Regions from separate parts of the Homo sapiens genome. Here region 1 is linked to region 2. Evidence: chromatin loops called from intact Hi-C (ENCODE). Cell type or tissue: mammary epithelial cell. All regions are shown on one strand. Links, peaks and the distances in the headings refer to the core of each region. The heading gives the core; the rest is flanking DNA. Region 1 overlaps NRG4 (neuregulin 4). Region 2 overlaps TMEM266 (transmembrane protein 266).

Region 1 (2,836 bases), core at 1-2,500, 190 kb before region 2:
TCTTCACATATATAAGCCAACCCCTTCTGTTTGTGATAGGATGTGTTGAGGTAAACTAACCTAGAATATCAAAAATTTCCAGCAGCCTGACAAGACTCCTCAGAACACTGAGTTCTGTCAGATTCCCCATTCAAGTCTCACATATAAAGTTCCCTGCATGCCTGCCCACACCCCCCGCCCCTCACTGTCTTTGCTCACTGCCTCTTACCCAAAGTTCTAACAAGCCTGGTGACCTGTCTTAGATATACAAGTTAGAAAAGGGTGGTTGAGGGGAAAAGATTGCTAGAGTGAGTCACTGTAACAGCAATGACAATAATAGATGGCAAGAAAATACCAAGGAAACAAGGACTAATAAAACCTGTGGCTAATTGGGACTATTTAGAGACAAAAATTCCCTCTGTAGCCAGCAAGTCCTGAGACTAACACCCATATCTGTGGAAATGCAGTAAGAAAAACATGGGTTTAACCTCCCTAAACCTCAGTTTTCTCATTGTAGAGTGAGAATAATACCACCTACTCCATACAGTTGTTAAGGTTTATAGGAGTTAAAATATTTGAAATATTAACCATAGTACCTGGCACACAGGCATGTGGTGTGCATGATCATACTGTTACACTGCTTTCCATTTGGAGAGTTGTGTTGTCAGCATTAGGGCATTATTGCAGTAGGGATGGTGTCTAACAACAATATAAATGCATGCTAAGACTTCAGGCTGTGGATTTATGCTAGGAATACATTGGAAAGATTGCCCGGGGAGGCTTACATTCCAGAAGCACACAAGGCGACATGAATAAACCTATCGATGAAGTAAGGCTTGATGGTGTGGTGGCAGGAGGACATCCTTGGTGAAGGAAGGTCATTAATAAGTTTTAAAAATATAATGTACCTTTATGCTATGATTTTCATAATATGAGCTAACATTATTAAGCAAGTCCCAGTCTTCATAATCGGCTCTCCTCATCAGAGAATCTAACTTTATTTTCATGACATATCTTGTCACATTTAGTAAAAGGCTTTTGTGTGTGTGTGTGGGGGGGTGGTTATTTGCTTATAGTTATGGTGTTGCAGTTATTGACTGAGATTGTTCAACCTTGAAAAAACGGTCAAATGAACTAATTTTGTCAGCTGAGCCTAATACCTTACCCCTGTTTTTAACCTTTGTTATGATGTCTTTTTCTTACAAAAAAACAACAGTAATTTAATACTTTTTTTAATACTTTTTTTTTTAACAAGTATGTCTTTATAAAGTCAAGCTGTTTTATATGTGTGTGGATTCTAAAAAATAAGTCCTTACCATGTCACTGAACATTCTGGGGAAAAGAAAAAAATCAAGAGGCAAACCTTTTGGGGAAAATGCTGTTGATGAATTACAAGCATGGTACTTGTGCATTCAAGATCTAATGGCAGGATTCTATTCCCAAACTTGTTTATATCAGATTTGGCCCCTAGCATTAACCTTTCCAGTTAACACCACGATAAATTTAAAATCTTTCCATTCTCTGATATATATATTTTTTATCATTTATTTTTATTTTATTTTTTTTGTGGAATCTCACTTTGTCACCCAGGCAGAGGCACAATCTCAGCTCACTGCAACCTCCGCTCGGGTTCAAGCTATTGTCCTGCCTTAGCCTCCTGAGTAGCTGGGATTACAGGCGCCCGCCACTATGCCCGGTTCATTTTTGTATTTTTAGTAGAGACAGGGTTTCACCATGTTGGCCAGGCTGGTCTCGAACTCCTGTATTCTCTGAGAATTTCTTCATGGTTATTTAACCATCAAGCACTTTAAAAATTAATGTGGCTCCAGACATTACAAATATAGCAAAGATCTACAAACCTAACAAACAAAAGACATGCTTTTACTCATGTACAGGAGTAAAGTATGGGAACAGATTATCCCTCCTGATAAGTGATAATTCTGAGCACAATAAAACACATCAACTGATAGCATTATTTAATAATGGCATCTCTTTCAGGCTGACTGACTTTTTATTGTGAAATATACTTAACAAAATTTACCATTTTAACCATTTTTAAGTTCAGTAGCATTAAGTACAGTAGTCCCCTCTTCTCCATGGGGGATACATTCCAAGACCCCAGTGGATGCCTGAAATCACAGACAGCACAAAACCTAAATATACTATTTTTCCTGTACCTATGATAAAGTTTATAAATTGGACACAGTAAGATTAGCAATAACTAATAATAAAGTAGAACAATTATAACAATATGACAGCATCACTACTCCTGCACTTTGGGGCCATTATTAAGTAAAATAAGGGTTATTTGAACACAAGCACTGTGATACTGCAACAGGAGCTCTGATAATGAGATGGCTACTAAGTAGCTAATGGGTGGGCGGCATATACAGTGTGGATGTGGTGGGCAAAAAGATGATTCACATCCTGAGTAGGTCAGCGGGAGATTTCATCATGTTGCTTAGAAGGGTGCGCAATTTAAAACATGAATTATTTCTGGAACTTTCCGTTTATATTTCAGACCACAGTTGACTGTGGGTAACTGAAATTGCTAAAAGCTAAACCACCAATGAAGGGTCATTATTGTACATTTACATTGTGTGCAACCATCACACCATCTCCAGAACTTTTTGTTTGTTTTGTTTGATTTTGTTTTTTTGAGACGAGGTCTCGCTCTGTCGCCCAGGCTGGAGTGCAGTGGCACGATCTCAGCTCACTGCAAGCTCCGCCTCCCGGGTTCACGCCATTTTCCTGCCTCAGCCTCCCAAGTAGCTGGGACTACAGGTGCCCGCCACCACGCCTGGCTAATTTTTTTTGTATTTTTAGTAGAGACGGGGTTTCATCATGTTAGCCAGGA
Region 2 (2,916 bases), core at 287-2,786:
TTTAGGACCGAGGCACTCCTTAATGACCCATCCAATCCCCTCTATGTACACTTGGGAAGAAGGGGACCCACAGTGATTAGGGACTTGCCCAAGGTCACAGAGCCCATAAGGGATGGACTTGAGCTGCACTTTCCCTTTATAAAGCAGACTGTCACTAGGAAGCAACCAGGAAGAATGTACCCTACATGCAGGAACATGCTTAGGATGTAAGGGAATCTAGAGAATTCGGCTAGGAGCTCTGCAGACATTAGGGCTCTCCCTTTCCAGGGAAGGCATGCGGAATATGTGGGTCCACAATTCAAAAAGGTGGTCCTTACCTCCTCCTACTTAGCTTGTCAATCAGCTTGGATGCCTTCGTTTCCCAATTCACTTCTCATTAGCGTGGTCTGTCTTACAAACATACTTCCTGAAGGTGAGTGGTAGAGGGCAAGAGCTAGGTGGGGCAGGGGAGAACACACCAGTTTGATGTCCTTGATTTCATGGGGCTTGGTGGTGTAGCTGAAGGCCAAAGAGGGGTAGGAACAGGTCCTAGGGTCACACAGCAGATCAGACTTCCGACTCTGACAAGGGCTTTCCCTAGCTTCACCCTGGCAGGACCTTAGGAGCCAGTTCTGGACTTTTCTTTCCTGGGTGCCAGTAAACACTTTGGAACATGCTGGCTGCTTTGAATATAAAAATGAAGGGTTGTCAGGTATTTTAGAAGCAAACGAGAAGCCTTAGCTCAAGCTAAATTTGCAGAGCTTGGATTCCCTGGGCTTGTTTCTGGAAGGAGCTTCCCACTTCCTGAGATAAACCGCCTAACAATGGTGAAACCACACACCTTTTTTTGCAGAAACTACACCCCAGTGGCTTTCTCTGAAAATATAATTTTTCCAAGTATTATGCATATTGTCATCAGGACACTGGACAAAAAAGGATAGGCAAGCAGGTCGGAGGCAGCTAAGGGACACCTGCAGTGGCAGCACTGTCCTGAGCTCTGTCAGGTCCTTACCATCTTGAAGGCCGGGCTGAAACCTGAGGCCCCTGGGCCAGGGCCAGCTTCGTGCACATGTGACCTGTGCGGTAGCGCAGAGCCCCGTACTTAGAAGGGTCCCAACACTTGGCTAAATGCTCTGCCGCTGCTGTCTTGAAATTCTTAAGGAGCCCCACATTTTCACTGGGCTCTGCAAATGATGTAGCTGGTGGGTCCTTCTCTGAGCACCCAGCAAGTCACTGCGTCACTGCTCTCTGGTGGTCAAAAGCAGTAGTGCAGCCTTCTAACATGCCCTAGCTATTTCGGAGAATTCATTTCCTGCCCCCGGCCTGAGCCTGTTAGGCCCTTTTCACGTGAAGAGTAGCATGGTATGGAGAAAAGTGGGGAAACCTTCAGGGATTCTGCTTCGGAGCAAAGCAGTGTCCACATGTGCCCCCTGTGCGTGTTACGGCACCGCGGGTGGACCTTGCTATGGGTGTTCCCCCACCAGGTGTACCACCCTGTGATGTACCCCTTTCAGGGGTCCTGTGCTGTGGTGTACCCCTTTCCAGGTATCCCCTGTGTATCACTCCCTAGCCTGAACCCCAAGGCTGGCAGAGGCTTTGCCTTATCATTCAATTTGCCTCTAAATTGGGCCTTTGCAAGGTTCCTTCCCAAACAAACGAATCCAAATGAAGCGCCTGCAAGGCAGAGAGGCCTTTGATTTGATTTGAATCTCCAGGTGTGCCCAGGAAAGCTGTTCCCGTTGGGTAAATAGGAAGCAGCCCGAGGAAGGGATCTGCCTCGCTGCTGGAGCTCTCAGCTGGGGGCGCCGATTGGCAGCCAGAGGGCTTCCTGGAGGAAGGAAGCGCAGGCACAGGACCGGAGCCAGGGGAAACTGAAGCAAAGCAAAAACACACTGCGAGGGAGGAACGGCCTCTCTCCGCGAGGCTTCTTGGCTCTTGCTGCATTTCCTGGGGTTTTCCCAAAATGTCCAACCCGGCCCTTTCTGGGGCAATGGAAAACAAAAGGAAGAGTCCTCATTTACAGCTCTGAGCTTGGTTTCAGTCTTGTTCAAGATGCCTCTTCCTACGAAGGCCAGTGTTATGTATAGGAATGAACCTTTTCTGTAGGGAATGAAGAGACCTCAGGGACCCTGGCAGAAAGTGCTCCGTGGCCCCGCTGCCCGCCTCCCAGTGCTCTTGAGCTCCGTGATATTTCAGGGCTTTTCAATTTCCCTGAATCTGAGACCGTTAGAGCTGGAAGAGACCTAAACACATCCATCCTAAACCTTCTCAAAGGCAGCAGGGCCCAGGGAGTACAAGGAACTTGTGGAAGGTCACACAGTGACAGAGACGGGGGCGGGGCATGCTAGTTCATGCCTGTAATCCCAGCACTTTGGGAGGCTGAGGTGAGAGGATCACTTGAGTCCAGGAGTTCAAGACCAGCCTGTGCAACATGGCAAAACCCCATCTCTACAAAAAAAAAAAAAAAATTAGCCAGGCATGGTGGCACGCACCTGTCATCCTAGCTGCTTCAGAGGCTGAAGTGGGAGGATCACTTGAGCCCAGGAGGTCGAAGCTTTAGTGAGCTATGATTGCTCCATTGCACTCTAGCCTGGGCAACAGAGTGAGACCCTGTCTCAACAACAACAAAACATGACAGAGACGGGAATAGAGCCCTATCTCTGTGATCCTGATCCCTTGATCCTGGCTGGCAGCACTGGGCTTCCACTTCTCAGCCTTCCCTTTCTAACATCGTGGCTGTGACTGTGGGTAACATGCATTGTCCATGTGATTCCACTTCCAGCTACCCTGTCCAATGCCTTTAACTTCTCAGTATACTTTTTTTTTTTTTTTTTGAGACAAAGTCTTGCTTTGTCGCCCAGGCTGCAGTGTAGTGGCACGATTTTGGCTCACTGCAACCTCCGTCTCCCAGGTTTAAGCGATCCTCCCACTTCAGCC

What was found. Hi-C counts contacts between places; a loop is a spot of excess contacts. Peaks named below come from ENCODE experiments on the same cell type or tissue, not always from the same donor. Only the 100,000 strongest peaks of a DNase experiment are listed, where the experiment ranks them.
Region 1: a loop joins it to region 2, with 8 times the contacts of the local background. A loop is called at or near these places in 3 of 110 quality-filtered maps.

Annotation. Positions count from the first base shown.
Region 1 is chr15:75,943,738-75,946,573 of GRCh38, forward strand. All of the region lies in intron 5 of NRG4 (neuregulin 4), which reads right to left. Among named protein-coding and RNA genes, the nearest start is that of FBXO22, 41 kb to the left of the region's middle. In mammary epithelial cell, for the core only: no CTCF peak of the experiment used is centred there; no DNase peak of the experiment used is centred there; H3K27ac peaks cover 348 bases.
Region 2 is chr15:76,138,441-76,141,356 of GRCh38, forward strand. The region is part of intron 3 of TMEM266 (transmembrane protein 266); the gene reads left to right. Among named protein-coding and RNA genes, the nearest start is that of TMEM266, 80 kb to the left of the region's middle. RefSeq lists enhancers at 977-1,136, 1,368-2,201 and a silencer at 988-1,282. In mammary epithelial cell, for the core only: a CTCF peak has its summit at 1,234 (motif pointing left); a DNase peak (open chromatin) is centred at 1,231.